Regions from separate parts of the Homo sapiens genome. Here region 2 is linked to region 1. A link is a loop called in an ENCODE intact Hi-C map of the cell type or tissue named here. Cell type or tissue: GM12878. All regions are shown on one strand. Each heading gives the region's core, and the rest is flanking DNA. Links, peaks and the distances in the headings are about the cores only. Region 1 overlaps LINC02615 (long intergenic non-protein coding RNA 2615). Region 2 has its middle 110 kb from the start of LINC03140.

Region 1 (5,383 bases), core at 113-5,112:
GTTTGCCCTTGCTTCATCCTCACATCTGCAGTTAATACACTCTTGTCAGTGGCTTATGGCTGAGGCTGACTACAAGCGCTACAAGTGGAAGAGATGGAGGGGATGTTCAGGCTCTCAAGAAAAATAGCTGAAGAAGAAAAAGCTCCTCAAGTTCTTGGTGGCTCAACTGGAAGTAGCCAAAAGCAAATAAGCTGCCCGTGGGGCCTGCCTTGTTTTGCCACATGCCCTCAGCATAATAGTGAAAGGACTAGAGGAAGGCCAAGGCCACAGCCAAGAAACTGCAGCATCTGGCAGCTATCTGGCTTTCATACCCCGTGTGCCCCCCTTGCCCTGCTCCAGATGGCTTGGCTGCATCAACCAGGGATGCTGCCAATGCACTGGGCAACAGGTGAGGAGCTCATTGCTGAATATGTCATGGCGCCTAGAAGTAGCACCAAGAGGTAGCACTCGAGAATCTGTCTTTGGATTAAAATGCAAGCTTGAGACCTTATTAAGGAAGACTTGACTATAACAAGGAGACTGGTATCTAACTCAGCCACTCCCCTCCCTCAGCCTAGTCCAAACCAAGCTGCGCTATGCAAAATACATGGCATCATGGTTCAAATGAAGGATCTGTACCTCTTTCCCCAAGTTTCTGGAATCATTGAAGATTGAGTGTAAATTATCACTCTTATGTGTATTCTCCAAGCTTCATGACTGCTTTCTTGTAAAGAAGAAAAGAGGTTCCTTTCTCTCTTCCTAGAGTCTGAGCAACTCACCAGGGTAGTACCCTGACAGCAGGATATCCAGCATCGTTGAGCCTTCCTTTGTATGGGGAAAGGGACAATATGTCAAATTTGGTGTCTACCACATCCACGGTCCTCCTGAAGGGAACAACCATGCCCATAGCCCAGGCTGGGGGACAGCCCTGCACAGGTCTAAAAGTGACTCAAAGGTGGCCAAGCAGAGCCTAACTCATCCCCTGGGAGATGGCCTGGCCTCCAAAGCTCTGTCCAGACAGGAAGAATGCAATTAACTCAGCCAATGAGTCTCTCTTCCCTTCCTCCTTCCCTTCCCCCTCCACACTTCCCTCAAAATTAACCAGGAAATACAGGGAAAATAGTCTCTGAATTGTTAGTGGGACCAGAAGCTAAAAAGATGTACCCAGAGAGCAGGTGCCATGTAGGAAAGCTATGGGACAGAGGGTATGAGGGTGTCAAGGTCAAGACTAAGCTGAAGAAATGAGTTAAGGAAAAGGTACACAGAGTTGAAGGTGAGGCCAAGCAGCCGTAGTGGTGTACACAGAGGCCAAGTCCCTGTGCTGGATAGGATGGGGATAGGCCCACAGCTGAGCTGTGCTGGACCCTAGACTGTTGCTGAGCCCAGCTCCAGCCTCCTGTGGCATTTTGCACACTACTTACCCATGAGAGTCCTGTCTCTAACCCCCAACAGCTGCCAATAACCCCCAACAGCAAGGCTGCCTCAGTGTATTCCAGCTCTTGCCCTCACACTTCCTAGCATGACGAGGGCCAGTTTCCACAGATAGTTGGACAGTGGCCAGGCTAGACCAGCCCTGACACTCCTTCACCCATGTCACCAGATGCTTCTCATATCAGGCACATGACACCTAGCACGTAAGGTTATATTGCTCCTTATTGTTCAGGGTTTGATGCGATCTCAACAGCTATTTGTTGTGTAAAATATTTTTAGCATGAGATTTCTATGTGTATGGGGGACCTGGAGGAACAGTTAGGGAAGAAGAGAATTATCCTAGCAGCCGACTGTGTCACATTCTTGATGATGTGGTCAGTGCCCTGCCCACATACATGCTCAAAAAATAATTGTCAATAATGCCGTCTTCATCCCACCTTCCTGTGTTTATAAAAGACAAGTGCAGAGAATTGAAAATGAGGTCTCAGGGGATCCCAGGCAATTGAAACTCTTCCTTCCTCCCTCAGGGAGTGAATCAGAGAACACGTAAGTGCACTCATGTGGTCTTCATAGAGAGATACTGCACAGGGCAGTAGATTTCAGGGAGGAAAAGAAAAGAAAAACCTTTTCAAGTCCATTTAAAACAATCCATGCAGCTGTTTCCTGAACTCTTCCAGAAGAACTGAAATACAAAACGCTACCTCTTCCCTCCATCACCTCCCCCCCACCTCCGCCCTCCTAACTGGCTTTCAGGTGACGCAATGATGAGACCTCTGCGGTGAGCTCTCATCTGGAGGGATGCAGAAAGCCAACGGAGCATGGGGTGCTGCCACCTCTTGGATGTTCATAGCCAAAGCAAGTCTCTGTCCCAGAAAGGATGTATTTCGGTGATATTATGAAATGTTAACGGGCAATCTGTTCTGAAATAATTGCTCAGTGTGTTGGCCTCCTTTTCCATTTTAGAATTTCAAAGGCATTGCAGGCCGAAAGCAGTGCCAGCCTGTTAGTGGTACCTACACTGATTAAATCCAGCCCATCATAACCACAGCTACACAAAAGCTCTTTTTCCCAATTAATGAAATGCAATTAATGGTATCATTGAAAAACTCCTGCCACTTCAATTTAAAGCTATTTAGAGCTTCAATTTAGAACTGTGTGCATATTTTAGAACATGCTTTTTTTTTTTTTTTTTTTTTTTTTTTAGCTGACACGATTAACAGCACCTAATTTCTGGGATACGCCCAAGTTTCAGTAGGGGAAAAAAAGAATGTTTACCAGAAACATACACAATAATAATGGCCTCCTTTCCCTTCCTTTCCTAAACACACAAACACACACACACACACACACAGAGGCTCACACACGTGCAACCCAGTTCAGTTCCAGTTATTCAACTGTTACAATGTCTCCCTCCCTTGTGGAAAACCTGATAGGTCTATGTTGGAAATATCTAGGGTGCTCTGATGTAGGATACAAATTCCAAGGCCTTTATTGCATGATGGTCCTTTTGAAATATTTATATTGATCGGCCCAGTTCCTGAGAGGAAATAGGTTGTTTCTCTTATTCTCCCAGGTATAGGTCATTTGAGCAGTTGGGCTGTCATTTTTTTAATCTCCACATTTCCCTAAGGATAGTGAGAGGATGATTTAAACGGCAACATTAGCTGCTTTAGGCTAGATTTTCAAAGCTACACCAGGGGAGTTAAAAGCCCAAATCCTGTTATTGTTACAGGATTAATGCACAGAAATCCCAGAATACCACTTTGGAATTGTAGCCAAGGAATATTATTTTAATGTACTATGTGTTATTTTTAGACTCAGATATAGCCCAATTATCAGCTGGTGTATCAAAAATGAGACAAGACAGATAGCTGTCTTGTCTTTAATCCAAAATTCCAATGATGTTTTTGGTGTTTGTGTTTTCTCACCCCTTAGAAATCTGGATATTTGGAGGAAAAAGGTAAAAGATAGAAACTACAGCAGCTACCTCCTACCTGCTTGGTTGCTATAGAGGCTGCTTCTTAGAGTACTGGTTCTATAGAATATTTTAGCACGGTTTTCCCCTCCCCCACCCAGGGGAGGCAGGTGGTAGGAAAAGGAGGTATTGAATCAGGGGTCATCTTGACCATACTGCAAAAAGCTACAAATCAACCACAGCACACTCATGATTTCAAGGCAGCAAGTCAGGGCTCCTTTCTTCAGTTATTTTTATTTCTGCTTTTATACATCTTAGATTGTTGTTCAAAAATAACCAGCTGTAAAAGGTCTTCCAGTTGCTTCCAAGCTGCCCTGTGGACATCAACCAACATTTATTGATTCTCTACATCCCTGCTGTTGGGTTTTATTAAACTGGGCTTGTCTTTCCTTTGGCCCCTGAGTAATTGCATAGGTTGGAGATGGCCAAATCACTGTCTCTCAGCTAACCCTAGTCTGTGAGAACTCCTGCCTTTCTGTTAGTCAAGAACTACTATGCCAGTAGTTCCTCTCACTGACTTCCAAGATTCCAGAGTATCTTCCATTATCTCAAAAGTTATTGTATCATCCTAAAAAGGACAAGCATGTTTGCACAGATCTGTTTCTGTGTGGGGTAAGTTAGGAGGGGGTGTATTCCCACTTCAATAAACTCACAGTTTCACTATGTCATCAACGAGGGTTTCACTTGGAAGTCTCCCTATGTTTGGCCACCACGAACTCACAGATCGCAGAGCCCTCTCAGCAGACAGAAATGAACCCTTTTTGAACCACCAGCAACCAGGAGCTCTGACCTTGCTTTTCAGAGCAGTTGTGAGAAGGATTAAGTAACATTTTAAGAAGCACTTACCACAGAACTTGGCACCTTGTAGGCTTCCCTGAGTTAAGGAAGCAGCACAAACAATTTAAAAAATTCTTTTATATTTATGTGTATTTTTCAATTTGCAAAATTATTTTTGTACATGATCTCACCAGCAATACAATGATGAGCCTTGCTAATGCCTATGGCAGGTACTCAATGTGTGTTTAACGTGGAGCTGACTCAAGTTACATGTCAGCTTTTCCCATGTAGTTTGTACATAGAGTTTGGGCTACAAATAGGACTGGAATGAAATTCTCCATTTCAGTTTCTGGGGCATCGTCTATATCATAACCACTATTCATCTATATTTATTCATCTCTGAAACAGAAGTTATTGAATCCTAGACCCTCAAAAACCAGAAGAGTACTCCCAGTTATATATTTTAAAATTATAAAAATAGATTAACAACTCATGAGAATTATTATATTCTTATAATACATAAAATATAATTTTTATATTTAATAATATAAATACTAATTACTACTACCATCTACTATTGGTATAACACAATAAATTAGGCACTACTATATACATATATATATATACATATATAATGAACAGTTCTTCCTCTCAGTAAATACTCATTGAAGAACTACTAGGATGCTGTATACACCTATAGTTTACCAAGAATAAAACTTACTGGCACCTAGCACAGTAGCATACCTAATATTTTGTACTTTCACATCATAGTCGTGGAATAAATGCATACATGAATGAACACGATGAGTCACTAAAGATAAATGTGTCAGTAGGTGCAAGTACTAAAGTCTGAGAACTTGCCCCATCTGTGAAATGAGAGGACTAACGCTGCATTGGAGGATCATTATAAGGACAAGTGTGACAATATACATCGGATGGTGGCAGGCAGCTTCTAAAGTGGCTCCCAATGATTCCTGCCTTCTGGTTTTCATGCCCTGGGTAAGCCCCTGCCCGTAAATGTGAACTGGTGACGTGCTTCTACAAATAGAATATGGCAAAGGTGATGAGATGTCACTTCTGTGATTAGGTTACAAAAGACTGTGACTTCATTCGTGCTGGTGCTCTCTCTTGGGACTGAAGGAGACCTCCAACCAACAGCCTGTGAGAAACTGGGGCCTTAGTCTCACAGCCCTCAAAGAATTGAATCATGCCAAATACCTC
Region 2 (5,383 bases), core at 77-5,076, 220 kb before region 1:
GGGAGAGGGATCCACACAATTATGTTCCTTCTGGAAGAACTTCCCTCCCTGCATTTCAGGAGATACAGAGATGGAGAGACAGGGAGATGAGGGAAGATCAAAGAGACCTTGGTTCTGAAGCTGATTTTTTCTTTTTTTTTTTTTGAGACGGAGTCTTGCTCTGTCGCCCAGGCTGGAGTGCAGTAGTGCGGTCTCGGCTCACTGAAACCTCCACCTCCTGGGTTCACGCCATTCTCCTGCCTCAGCCTCCTGAGTAGCTGAACTACAGGCACCTGCCACCACGCCTGGCTAATTTTTTTTTGTATTTTTAGTAGAGACGGGGTTTCACCATGTTAGCCAGGATGGTCTTGATCTCCTGACCTTGTGATCCGCCCGCCTGGGCCTCCCAAAGTGCTGGGATTACAGGCGTGAGCCACCGCGCCTGGCGTGAAGCTGATTCTTTGGTTCAAAGTACTCAGCATATCAAAGCACCATACTTTGGGGTATCATTTTCTGAGCCCCAACACTGATGTCTTTGCAAACATTTTCAAAATCTATCATTCTTGAGAGTACAACCCATGTAAAGTCCATCCACCTTGTGGCTCCATCTTAGCAAAAAAACACTAGTCCAGTCTCCAAAAGTTGCTGAACATTAGTTAACACCTTTCTGTAGAATTTTTTTTTTTTTTTTTTGAGACGGAGTTTTGCTCTTGTTGCCCAGGCTGGAGTGCAATGGCATGATCTTAGCTCACCACAACCTCCACCTCCCGGGTTCAAGTGATTCTCCTGCCTCAGCCTCCAGAGTAGCTGGGATTACAGGCATGTGTCACCATGGGCAGCTAATTTTGTATTTTTAGTAGAGATGGGGTTTCTCCATGTTGGTCAGGCTGGTCTCGAACTCCCGACCTCAGGTGATCCGCCTGCCTCAGCCTTCCAAAGTGTTGGGATTACAGGTGTGAGCCACAGCACCTGACCCTTTTTGTAGATTTTTAAGGAAAATGACTCAGGAGTTGGGGTAATATTAATAACACTCAGTAAATGTTTTAAAATTTTCTTTCCATAACTCTCCATTTCCTATATATGTTCCAGCTGCTCCCTAAATCTTTCATTTCCTCTTTCTCCAAACTCCCCCAATTTTTCCTCAAATCCAGGGCATACTAACTTTGGTAACATCCTCCTGTCTTTTGTCATATTCCAGAGCCATTCACTTCTGTGTGGCTGTAACCTCTGGCTTTCCCAATCAAGCAGCTATGGTGCTCTCCTTGCCCAAATCCATGAATCTGCACTCAAGTCTGGGAAGTAACTTTGGCCACAAAAGGAATTCCATCTTATAGATAGAAGAGGAGAGGTGATGTGAGCTCCTATATATTAACATCTCTATCTGTTCAAGAGCTTCTCCAACTACTTTTTTCTGTTAAGTAAACCTGTCTGTGAGTAAAATAAACAAGGAGTTGATTCAAATTCTGCTGTGTGAGGAGAGAATCTTCCAGTTTTTGAGGACAAGAGAAACTAAATTTTATGGTGATTTACCCGTAGCAATTGAAGATCACCAAGAGAGAAGACTTTTATTTTTCTGTTTTTGGTGTGTTTTAACTTGTTTTCATTTATACTGTTTTGAAGATGGATTGGGAGGAGGAGAGTGAAGAATGAAAAGCTCTATGTTAGAGGAATCTATATGTGCAGTTTCCTTATTAACTGTATGTGTCATCCTCAGAGATGCTGCATGACCTGGTGAAAGAACACGGGCTTTGGAGATAGATACTCATATATTTGTACTTATGCTTGAATCCCATCTCGGTTACTTTCTACCTGAGTATAATTTATAGCATGACAGTTATTATCAGGAGCACAAAGGAAGCACTGTTTTCTGTAAATGAAGATAAGAACTGTTTTGCAATATTATTGTGAGAACTAATGAAATAATTTTGTAAAATGCTTAAGATAGTACCTGTCATATATTTAATATTTATTTATTATATTAAATTTATTATTAAATAATAATAATATTTAATCATGGCAGTCTGCAATCATGACAAATTCTGATAATAATAGCATTTAGGATGGGCATGGTGGTTTATGCCTGTAATCCCAACACCTTGGGAGGCCAAGGAGGGAGGACTGCTTGAGGCTAGGAGTTCAAGACCAGCCTGGGCAACATAGCAGGGCCCTGTTCCTACAAACAAACAAACAAACGAATAATCAAAAAACGTAGCCGGATGTGCTGGCGTGTGCCTGTAGTCCTAGGCTGAGGCAGGAGGATCATTTGAGTCCAGGAGTTCGAGGCTGCAGTGAGCTACGATCACACCACTGTACTCCAGCCTGGGTGACAGAGTGAGACTCTGTCTCTAAAAGAGAAAGAAAAAGAGAAAGACTAATAGTTTTTGTTTGTTTGTTTGTTTGTTTGTTTTAACTGGAGTTGGAGGGCTTCTGCCAAAATTTTCTGTTTCTAACTTTTTTTGGTTTTTTGTTTGTTTTTATAAAATATATTTTATTTTTAAAATAGACAAAGTCTTGTTCTGTTGCCCATGCTGGCTTGAAATTCCTGGGTGGGCGTGATCCCCCTAACTTGGCCTCCCAGAGTACTGGGATTACAGGTGTGAGCAACTGCACGTGGCCTGTTTCTGACATTTTTAAAGTTAGTCTTAATACTGTTTTATGCTGGTTTTACTTTAAATATATATATATAGAATAAAAGCAATTACTTAACAAATGTCAGTGACATGCAAATATATAATTAATAAAACTTCTTATATCTCAGTGGTTGATGTCAATAACCAAATAACCAAGAATTTGAATAATCTCTTCTAGGTAACTGGAAGTGACCTTCACTTACCTGTAATTTACACATTCTCACCAGCTCCTCTCCTACTCCCTTCATCATGACCACCAAGGAGAGCTAGAGGACCTTAGAGAGGAGGCTCAGAATAGTACTGCTTTGATTTTGGCAACATGCATATTGTTTCTTCAGCTAACTCAGCATGCTTGAGATCATTTTAACAGCATAGTGTTCTCATGTGGTTTCAGTAGAAAAAGTCCCTATGTAAAAATAGCACCTTCTTCCTCAGCATGTCTGCTCCCTTTAATGAAAATAAGGCTTTAGCTTAGACTGAGCCAATGCAGCTATCAAGGCGTGAGCTAAAATCTCATCTGCTTCAAATGCTGTTAGCCAAATTCACTAACAATGGTGCTTACAGTCATTGCCAATAAGAAAGACAATGTAGTCAGAGTCATGAACAATACAGGATAATTCATACCCAATACACAATATTTAAACAGCAGTTTTCTAGAATGAATCCCCAGACAACATGGTCAATGAGAAAAGTCACAATTGCTTTACAAGAATATTTATGGTGGCCGGGCACGGTGGCTCACGCTTGTAATCCCAGCACTTTGGGAGGCTGAGGCGGGTGGATCACCTGAGGTCAGGAGTTGGTGACCAGCCTCGCCAACATGGTGAAACCCGGTCTCTACTAAAAATACAAAAAATTAGCCAGGCGTGGTGACAGACACCTGTAATCCCAGCTACTCGGGAGGCTGAGGCTGGAGAATCACTTGAACCTAGGAGGCGGAGCTTGCAGTGAGCCGAGATTGCGCTACTGCACTCCAGCGTGGGCAACAAGAGCAAAACTCCGTCTCAAAAAAAAAGAAAAGAAAAGAAAAGAAATATTTATAGTAATACAAACAAACCAAAAAGGAGGAAAAAAAAAAGAATCAGGAGCATTCACAAATTCTTATCCAACCCATTTAAGACAAAAAGAGTTTAACTAATATAATTTAAGCCATATGGAAACCTAGTAGTAGGTTGCTTCTTCTTAGAGTGGTGTTTCATTCATTCTTACTAGCCTGCATTCTATCACACCATGTTCCATTTTGGGATTGGGAAACTTCTATGTCCATTATTGATATGAAAATAAAACAGAGATAGGCCAGGCGCGGTGGCTCACGCCTGTAACCCCAGCACTTTGGGAGGCCCAGGCAGGCATATCACAAGGTCAGGAGATCGAGACCATCCTGGCTAACATGGTGAAACCCCGTCTCTACTAAAAATAAACAAAAAATTAGCTGGGCACGATAGCGGGCACCTGTAGTCCCAGCTACTCGGGAGGCTGAGGCAGGAGACTGGCATGAACCCAGGAGGCGGAGGTTGCAGTGAGACAAGATCGCGCCACTGCACTCCAGCCTGGGTGACAGAGCGAGACTCTGTCTCGAAAAAAAAAAGAAAACAGAAAAAAGGAATAGTTTTATTTTATATATATATACATACTACACATATATATATATATATATATATTTTTTTTTTTTTTTTTTGAGACGGAGTCTCGCTCTGTCACTCAGTCTGGAGTGCAACCACACGATCTTGGCTCACTGCAACCTCTGCCTCCCCGGTGCAAGCAATAATCCTGCCTCAGCCTCCTGAGTAGCTGGTATTGTGTCCGGAATTGGTGGGTTTTAGGTCTCACTGACTTCACGAATGAAGCCGCGGACCCTCACGGTGAGTGTTAACAGTTCTTAAAGGCCGCGTGTCCGGCGTTTGTTCCTTCTGATGTTCGGATGTGTTCGGAGTTTCTTCCTCCTGGTGGGTTTGTGGTCTCGCTAGCTTCAAGACTGAAGCTGCAGACCTTCGCAGTGAGCGTTACAGCTCTTAAGGGAGCGCGTCTAGAGTTGCTCGTTCCTCTTGGTGGGTTCGTGGTCTAGATGGCTTCAGGAGTGAAGCTGCAGACCTTCGCAGTGAGTGTTACAGCTCATAAAGGCAGTGTGGACCCAAACAGTGAGCAGCAACAAAATTTGTTATAAAGGGCGAAAGAACAAAGCTTCCACACTGTGGGAGGGAACCCGAGCTGGTTGCCACTGCTGGCTCACGCAGCCTGCTTTTATTCTCTTATCTGGCCCCACCCACATTCTGCTGATTGGTCCATTTTACAGAGAGCCGATTGGTCTGTTTTACAGAGAGCTGATTGGTCCATTTTGACAGGGTGCTGATTGATGTGTTTATAATCCCTGAGCTAGACACAAAAGTTCTCCAGGTCCCCACTAAATTAGCTAGATACAGACTGTCGATTGGTACATTCACAAACCCTGAGCTAGACACAGGGTGCTGATTGGTGTGTTTACAAACGTTGAGCTAGATACAGAGTGCCGATTGGTGTATTTACAATACCTTAGCTAGACATAAAGGTTCTCCAAGTCCCCACCAAACTCAGGAGTCCAGCTGGCTTCACCCAGTGGATCCCGCACAGAGGCCAGAAGTGGAGCTGCCTGCCAGTCCCGCGCCATGCGCCGGCACTCCTCAGCCCTCGGGTGGTTGATGGGACTGGGCGCCATGGAGCAGGGGGCAGCGCTCGTCAGCGAGGCTGGGGCTGCACAGGAGCCCACTGTGGCGGGGGAGGCTCAGGCATGGCAGGCT

Evidence for each region. A loop is a pair of places that touch in the nucleus more often than their neighbours do. Peaks named below come from ENCODE experiments on the same cell type or tissue, not always from the same donor. Only the 100,000 strongest peaks of a DNase experiment are listed, where the experiment ranks them.
Region 2: it touches region 1 in a loop (18-fold over the local background); 7 of 110 quality-filtered maps call a loop at or near these places.

The regions. Positions count from the first base shown.
Region 1 is chr4:128,451,300-128,456,682 of GRCh38, reverse strand. All of the region lies in intron 1 of LINC02615 (long intergenic non-protein coding RNA 2615), which reads right to left. Among named protein-coding and RNA genes, the nearest start is that of LINC02615, 26 kb to the right of the region's middle. In GM12878, for the core only: a CTCF peak has its summit at 2,237 (motif pointing left); a DNase peak (open chromatin) is centred at 2,202.
Region 2 is chr4:128,672,879-128,678,261 of GRCh38, reverse strand. No RefSeq gene overlaps it. Among named protein-coding and RNA genes, the nearest start is that of LINC03140, 110 kb to the right of the region's middle. RefSeq lists enhancers at 2,781-2,870, 2,961-3,220. In GM12878, for the core only: a CTCF peak has its summit at 2,871; a DNase peak (open chromatin) is centred at 2,971; H3K27ac peaks cover 1,269 bases.